Linked DNA regions of Homo sapiens: all the other regions are linked to region 2. The links are chromatin loops, found by intact Hi-C in ENCODE. Cell type or tissue: chondrocyte. All regions are shown on one strand.

What was found. A loop is a pair of places that touch in the nucleus more often than their neighbours do. Peaks named below come from ENCODE experiments on the same cell type or tissue, not always from the same donor. Only the 100,000 strongest peaks of a DNase experiment are listed, where the experiment ranks them.
Region 1: a loop joins it to region 2, with 4 times the contacts of the local background. A loop is called at or near these places in 6 of 110 quality-filtered maps.
Region 3: a loop joins it to region 2, with 2.7 times the contacts of the local background. A loop is called at or near these places in 14 of 110 quality-filtered maps.

Annotation. Positions count from the first base shown.
Region 1 is chr22:20,702,365-20,704,864 of GRCh38, forward strand. It overlaps the pseudogene TMEM191A. Among named protein-coding and RNA genes, the nearest start is that of SERPIND1, 70 kb to the right of the region's middle. RefSeq lists silencers at 355-424, 1,155-1,304 and enhancers at 655-764, 863-1,435. In chondrocyte, CTCF peaks have their summits at 1,254 and 1,507; a DNase peak (open chromatin) is centred at 941.
Region 2 is chr22:20,438,263-20,440,762 of GRCh38, forward strand. LOC107985588 (a long non-coding RNA gene) reads left to right here. Exons shown (of 2, transcript XR_001755623.2): 1 at 1-249. Among named protein-coding and RNA genes, the nearest start is that of SCARF2, 1.7 kb to the left of the region's middle. In chondrocyte, CTCF peaks have their summits at 1,100 (motif pointing right) and 1,302; DNase peaks (open chromatin) are centred at 489, 759, 799, 1,909 and 1 weaker place.
Region 3 is chr22:20,563,275-20,565,774 of GRCh38, forward strand. MED15 (mediator complex subunit 15) reads left to right here. Exons shown (of 18, transcript NM_001003891.3): 6 at 1,176-1,414. Among named protein-coding and RNA genes, the nearest start is that of MED15, 57 kb to the left of the region's middle. RefSeq lists an enhancer at 1,304-1,353. In chondrocyte, CTCF peaks have their summits at 1,226 (motif pointing right) and 1,443; DNase peaks (open chromatin) are centred at 1,217, 1,417 and 2,427.

The DNA of each region.
Region 1 (2,500 bases), 260 kb after region 2:
GCCGCGAGGTGCTTCGCAGAGTACCAGGCTGATCCGCCCGGGCCCGCATCTCTGCTCTAGGCCCTTGGGAACGGGTGATCCACCCAGCGGACCCAGGTGGGGGACTCGGCCAGGACTTCCCAGTCCTCAATCATGAGCCTGCGGCTGGTCCTTCCTGGCGACTGCGGGATCCTGAGCGACCCAGTCCGCCTTGTAGCGCCAACCTCAGTTTCCCTCTGCAGGCTGCTGCGGAGGCGAAGCCAGGAAGCGCTGCTTCTGCAAGGGGAGGTGCGCGAGGCGGCGCGGGAGCGCGCGCAGCGGGTGCGCAGAAGACTGGAGGAGGCGGAGCGCCACAAGGAGGACTTGGTGAGGAAGAGTCCTGGAATGGGGCTGGACCCAGGGTGGGGTGGGGCAGGGCGGGCGGAAGGGGGCAGGATCCGGGGGTGGGGTGAGGTAGGACCGGCGGTGAGGCCGGCACCGCCCCAGGACCCTGTCCGCAGGAGCAGCACAGCAGGCAGCTGCAGGGCAGTGGGAGGAGCTGTCGAGTCAGGTACGTGCAGGAGATGGGAGGGCCTGTCTCTTGGTTCCTCTCGGAAGTCCTGCCCTTGCCCTCGCTCTCATTGCCTCCCCGTCCCTGTCTCCCCTGACACTCGTTCCTCCAGAAGCCCGGTAAACCCCGTCCTTACGAGCCCCGCCCCTAGCTCTTCTACTACGGAGGGGAACTGCAGAGCCAGAAGAGCACGGAGCAGCAACTCGCAGCCCAATTGGTGACGCTGCAGGTGCTTGAGCGGGACCCTGAGGTCTTTAGTAGGGGCGGAGCAGCAGCGTGAGCGGGGCCGTGACCACCTGGGGGTGTGGCTTAAGGCAGGCCCTGAAGGCGTGGGCGGGGCGGGGATGTGGGCGGGGCATAATCGCCTGGGGGCGGGGCCCTGAGGGCTAGATACGGGCGGAGCGCGGAGGGGGCGGGGCCATGACCAGCTGGGGCGTTGCTTACGACTGGTCCTGAGGACGTGGGCGGGGTCATGATCGCCTGGGGGCGGGCACTGAGGGCCGGGGGCGGGGCCCGGAGGCGCAGCGGGTTGCCGGCCTGCGGACCTCCTGACATTCCCTGGGTCCTTCTCAAGAATGAACTGGAGCTGGCGGAGACCAAATGCGCCTTGCAGGAGGAGAAGCTGCAGCAGGTGAGGGCAGAAGCGGGTTCTGTTGGAGGAGGGTAGGCTTTCGAGTGTGGATGGGGAAGGGCCTGTCGCCCCGCCCCCGCCGAGTCTAACCCGGGTGTCCACACCCAGGACGCGCTGCAGACAGCGGAGGCCTGGGCCATATTCCAGGAGCAGACCGTAGTCCTGCAGGTGCGGCCCCACTCAGACGCCAAGGTGCCTCCCGCCTCTCCTCCCCCAGACCTGGGGCGGTAAGTCTCCCAACCCACCGCCAGGACGCCTCCCCGAGGCCTCAGTCCGCACTCTCACCCGCTCCAGGAGGTGCAGGTGAAGGTGATGGAGGCTGCGGAGGAGCTGGACGCCTGGCAGAGTGGCCGGGAACTGTAAGGGAGTTGGGCTTGCGGGCGCGGCGGGGCACTGTGGGGCCGGGCCGGGCTGGGCTCCCACCTGCATGCCTGTCCCCGCAGGTGTGACGGGCAGCTTCGCAGAGTGCAGTACAGCACCGAGTCGCTCATGGAGGAGATGGCCAGGGCGGACCGAGTGAGCGCCTGCGCGGGTCCGGGCGGGGTGGGCTGGAGCGGGACACCCCTCCCCATCCCCCCCGCGGTACCGCCTCCCCCTCCTCCTGGAAACCGGGCCGGCGCCGCGGGCGCGGAGGTAGCTGGATGCGGCCCTCTCTCCCCGCAGGAGACGCGGCTGTTCGGCGGTCCTCGCGCGCTGGCCATCAGGTGAGCAGGGCGGTGGGCGCGGCCGCGGTCCCCCACGTGCCCGCCCGAGCCGCCGCCCACCTGCCCGCCTTTCGCCCTGCAGGCGCTGCTGACGCTGCCGCTCCTCTTCCTGGGGCTGTCGCTGCTCTGGACGGTGCTGTTGGACCCCGGCGCCGTCTCCGCGTGGCTCTGGAGCCTCACCTCGGAGACGACGCTGCGCCGCCTGCGCTACACGCTGTCCCCGCTGCTGGAGCTGCGCGCTAACGGGCTGCTGCCAACCTAAGTGCAGCGCCCCGCGCCTGGCTCCAGGTGGACTCCAGGGCACCGGCTTTATTTCTGGTGCACTCCTCTCCTGAGAGTGTAGACCAAGGTCGCCTAATAAACTCCTCAAGGGATGAAGCTCGTGGGTTCGTCGTCTGTCTCCCATGTCATGTAGGAGCTTGACTGGCTTTTCAGCCTCCAAAGATTCCTTCCTTTCTTACAGCTCATGGATTTAGATCCACTCCCCAGTATTGTAAACAGCATTTTTAGTTTTTCAGGATACATAATTTGCCATATTGCCAGAAACTTGTACATAGCATTTGACACTTTTTTCTTTGCCAATTTGACAAGCTGCTTTTTTCAAGTATTGTGATTTGAAATTATTTCTACTATATT
Region 2 (2,500 bases):
TCGAGGCCGAAAGCCAACTCCACAGCACCCCACCGCGAAGTCCTTGTAGTGCTGGGGTGTGCGGTCAGCTCCCCCTGCGCACTCCTGCGCACTCAGAGCTCGCAAGGGGCGGACCGAGCAGGATGCTTGAGGCCTGTGGTAGACTCGGTCCGGACCAGAGGCCTGGGGGAAGGGGTCTCCGTAGGGACGGATGGGAGAGATACAGAGGAAGTAGAATGGCCAGGCTGTGGACTGCGGTAGGAAGTAGAGGTAAAGACAGAAGGAGACCCCCGGGATGGAAACCCTGCAGTCCTAGTTGAGGAGTGAAGGGGGCTGGGGGAGCCTGGGCGGTGGATTCTGCTGGCTGTCGGATTTCCAGGAGAGGCTGGGGCTAGAGAGTGGGAACTCCTGCATCAGGTAAGGTGGGTAACAGCACAGAGCAGAAGGAAGGTGTGGGAAGGGAGCAAGACAGAGGGACAGGCCCTAGGGAGCCAGCGGGGAAGCTGGACTTGGACTGGGAGGCAGCAGGGTGCGGGTCCCCGGGGGGCAACTGGGGCAGACCGACTCTGGAAGTTGGGCAGGGAGCACAAATGTCCCGTGTGTAGCCAGGTCCTAGTGAGGATGTTTGTCTTTTGGGGACTTGAGAGCTGGCAGAAGGCCTAAGCAGGGAGCGGGCACCTCCGTTCTTTGGGGAGCAGGCCACATGCGGCCCACAGGCTCACTGAGGGAGGGCAGGCAGACTCTGTCCAGGTGTGGCCAGATAGCCCCGAAGGGTGGGGCTGGAGGAGGGGGCTTGGAGGAGGAGCCACTGAAAGGCCCAAGGCCATGGGCATCACCAGGCTGGCACAGGCAGAGAGTGGGATGGGGAGGAGCAGGCCCCTCACTCAGCCATGCTGGTGCAGGAGGGAGGTGGGGTGGGCTGAAAGAGAAGTGGAACTAGTGTGGACACGAATGCAACTACCTGGGGACAAATAAACAGGCCAACCACTTCTGGGCAGCTCAGCCTGGGCACAGCCCTGACCTCAGCAATGCCCTCCCAGTGCTGGGGCCCCTCCCACGGAGGATCCGGATTGCGGCTCCCAATAGAGGCCAGCAGAGGTCCCAGTGGCTGCAAGGTCTGTCCCAGCCCAGCTCCTGGCTTTAGAGGCACTGACCCCCTGGGCTGGAGGGGACACTCACCTCAGCTGGATGGAGGTCATGAATAGGCATATCAAATTCCATCACCTTTCTCCTTCCCCCAGACCTGTCCAGGGAGGGCACCACCTGGATGGTGCCCCCCAATCCCCCAGGACCTCCTAAATGTCTTAGATCTCTGCCCACCCCTGTCTGCCACCCAGAGTAGTCTTTTTAATCTCACATGTGGCTATCCACCACTGCTCTCAGGATGAGGACCATCCCCAGTCTCACCTCACGACCCGGTACATACATCCCTTGCAGTAGATGGCAACTTTGGGTGTCATGGGCAGAGCCCTCATTTCTCCCAACCACCACTGCACCCCTAGGGGAAGACTGAGAAGTATGGGAGGAATGAAGGATCATCCACATGGCACTAGGATGTAGAAGGAACCCACAGACAATTGACCACCACGCAGGCAAACTGCTGGAGCCCGGAGCCCTGGCCTGCTGGTTTTGGCCAGGATGGCTGCCAGAAGGAAGTGGACTTTGAAGGCTGAGGAGGGTTTTGCATGAAAGCAGGGACCAAGAGCCTAGCCACACTGGAGAGCACAAGTTGGGCTGCCTCAGCTCCGGGGTATCAGGTGTAACCCTTAGAAACCCAGCTTAGCCCCAAGGCTGACAGTGGCAGGGCCAGGCTGCGCCCAACTCCAAGGCACTCTCCACCCCTCCCCAGGCTGTGCAGGACCTCAGTGAGCCCTTCCTGCCCCTGCAGACCAGAGGCCTCCTGCAAACCTGTGGCTGTGGCTGGTGGCTCAGGTGAGATGTTGCCAGCCAGCATGTTGTCAGGACGCACTGGAGAGTGGTGGGGCATGTCTGGTGCTCCTCCTTTCCAGAAACCTCTGAGGTCTGCAGGAGCTATTGCCCTGGCCTGCCAGGTGGTAGCAGAGACACAGGAAGTGCTGGGTCTGAGACCCACAGAGTGGGGTTCCTACTCTGAACCCATGCTCTTGCGCCTCACCCTCAGGAGAAAGGGAGATGACACTGGAGTGTATAGCCATCCCGCCCCACTAGGGCTCAACACTGGGTCTGCCACCCCAAGGCAATGTCATGTTTCCTCAGGGGTACTCAGGGCCCAGGACAGTGAGGAAGGTCTTCAGGTTACACACACACCCACATACCACAGCCCTGGGGGCACAGGCCAACTCTGAGGGCTTTGTCTCTACCCTCAAGAATCCTTGGGGTATCCATTTAGGAGAGCCCAGAGTGACTGATAGTCCCCCGTCCCCATCCCCTCTCCTCCCATCAAGGAGCACACACTGCCCCCTTCTCTTCCGGGACAGGATGCCAGCAGGAACACATGGCTGTCCCCATGCTCTGCCCAGTCAACTGGGAAAGGATGGGGCCT
Region 3 (2,500 bases), 130 kb after region 2:
GCCCAAATCTACAGTTACCCAAATGTCCTTCATGTAGACGGTTAAACACACTGTGAGGTGCTTGTACCATGGAATACCCTGGCAGTACTGTTGCTAGAACTACAACCTGTATGCTGAATGTAAAAAGCCGATCCCAAAAAGGTTCATACTGTATGGTTCCATTTTTGAAATATTATGTATAATTTTGAAATGACAAAATTTTAGAAATGGAGGATGCTGCAGTGGTTGCCAGAGTTTGCGGGTCAGGGTTGCTGAGAGAGGTGGCAACACGAGGGATCCTTGTGGTGTGGGGACTGTGTAGTGTATTGACTGGTGGTGACTGAACCCACCCAGGTGGTTAAATTGTCCAGAACTTAGTACACACACCCACACAAGTGAGCACACATCGTGGTTGTGATACCTTGTAAGTTTGTAGAATGTTACCATTGGAGGAAACTGGGCAAAGTATACAAAGGATCTCTCTATATTTCTTTAATACAGCTTTATTGAGACATAATTCTCATTAGCATACAATTCACCCATCTGAAGTGCTCCACTCGGTAGGTTTTAGTGTAATCCACAGAGTTGTGCAGCCATCAGCACAATTTTAGAACATTTTTATGTTCACCCCAAAAGAAACCTCACCTCAGAAAATCTTGTAATTGACTGTTCATATAAGCAGTTTTCATAATAGCCACAAAGTAGAAGCAGCGCAAATGTTCATCACAGGAAATCGGTGTAGTAGAATATTATTTGGCGATAAAAATAACACAGAAAAACTGATAACATGCCACGACATGGGCGAACTCGTAAATATTATGCTAAAGAAGCTAGTCACAAAAGAGCACATGTTCGATGCCATTCGTACAAAGAGTCCGGAAGTGGCCAATCCATAGAGACAGAGAGGAGATTACTGATTGCCAGAGTCTAGGCTTCTTATTTATCCAAAAGACTTAGTTGTCCCTTTTCTTTTGTCTTTGGTTATTATAGAGTAACTCATGATAGGAAATCCCAAAATCAACACAAATGCTACTTCGTATTCTATCTTTCTGTCTGTGGTAAATGGAACGTTCAGATTCCAGCGGCAGCCGTGGCAGTGGGGCTTTTGCTGGCTGTTTTGTCCCTTGCTGTGCAGCCCTGCAGCGTTTCTGGGAATCTGCCCTGTGGACTGACTGGCGACTCTGGTCTTTTCTCAGCCCAGCTGCAGCTCCAGCAGGTGGCGCTGCAGCAGCAGCAGCAACAGCAGCAGTTCCAGCAGCAGCAGCAGGCGGCGCTACAGCAGCAGCAGCAGCAGCAGCAACAGCAGCAGTTCCAGGCTCAGCAGAGTGCCATGCAGCAGCAGTTCCAAGCAGTAGTGCAGCAGCAGCAGCAGCTCCAGCAGCAGCAGCAGCAGCAGCAGCATCTAATTAAATTGCATCATCAAAATCAGCAACAGGTACCAGGTCCCCTGTTCCTGCTCTTGGCCTCCCTCCTGCAGCGTGAGCCCTGGGCTGGCATCAGCCACAATGCTGGGTGCAGTGCCCGGAGCCAGCCGAGGGTTCTCTTGACACGTGTGCCTGCCCTTTTCCATGGGCTTCTCAAAAAGTCTGGGACAAGGCCGGGCCCAGTGGCTCATGCCTGTAATCCCAGCACTTTGGGAGGCCAAGGCAGGCGGATCATCAGGAGTTCAAGACCAGCCTGGCCAGCATGGTGAAACCCCATCTCTACTAAAAATACAAAAAATTAGCTGGACATGGTGGCGTACACCTATAATCCCAGCTATTTGAGAGGCTGAGGCAGGAGAATCGCTAGAACCTGGGAGGCGGAGGTTGCAGTGAGCCGAGATCGCGCCGCTGCGCTCCAGCCTGGGCAGCAGTGAGACTCCGTCTCAAAAAAAATAAAAATAAAAAAGGAAAACAAAAGTCTGGGACAGGCAGGAGAAACAGGCCCTGACTCACTAGGAAGGTTCTGTGATCGAGCCCTTCCATTTGGGCTTGGGCATCTGGCGGTGGGCCTCCTGTGTAGTTCAGGGGCTGCGAGGGATTCAAACAAGAGTGAGCTGAAGCAAGAAGTGAGACGAACACTCTGAGGCTTGGGACTACTTGAGCCATTGTGGGCCATTTTGGCTGAGGACACATGTGCCTCCTGTTTACCTCTGTGTCTTGGGTTCTGGGCTCAGTGTTAGTCGACCTCCAGCTGGTGTTGCATGAGGTGATGGTGATGTCATGTTAGCAGCACTGCTTCTCAGAAGTTGTTCAGCTTCCCATGGTTTCCATAGAGAGTCTAGACGTGTTAAACATCTGCCCTCACAGCAGGTCTTGGTTGGGAGAGGAAAGCCCCAAAGGGCCCCACCACCCTCCCACCCCTTCAGGCCTCAGCTAGCTGGGCTTCTCTGGATCTTGGCACCCCTCTCCCAGAGCTGACAGTGCATCTGCAGCCACACTTTTCCTTCTCCTGCTGACAAGCAGACCTTGACCGTCACCGTGAGGCTCATGCCACTGACCTATAGGGGCAAAGCAAGCATCGTTGCAGAGGCTTCAGA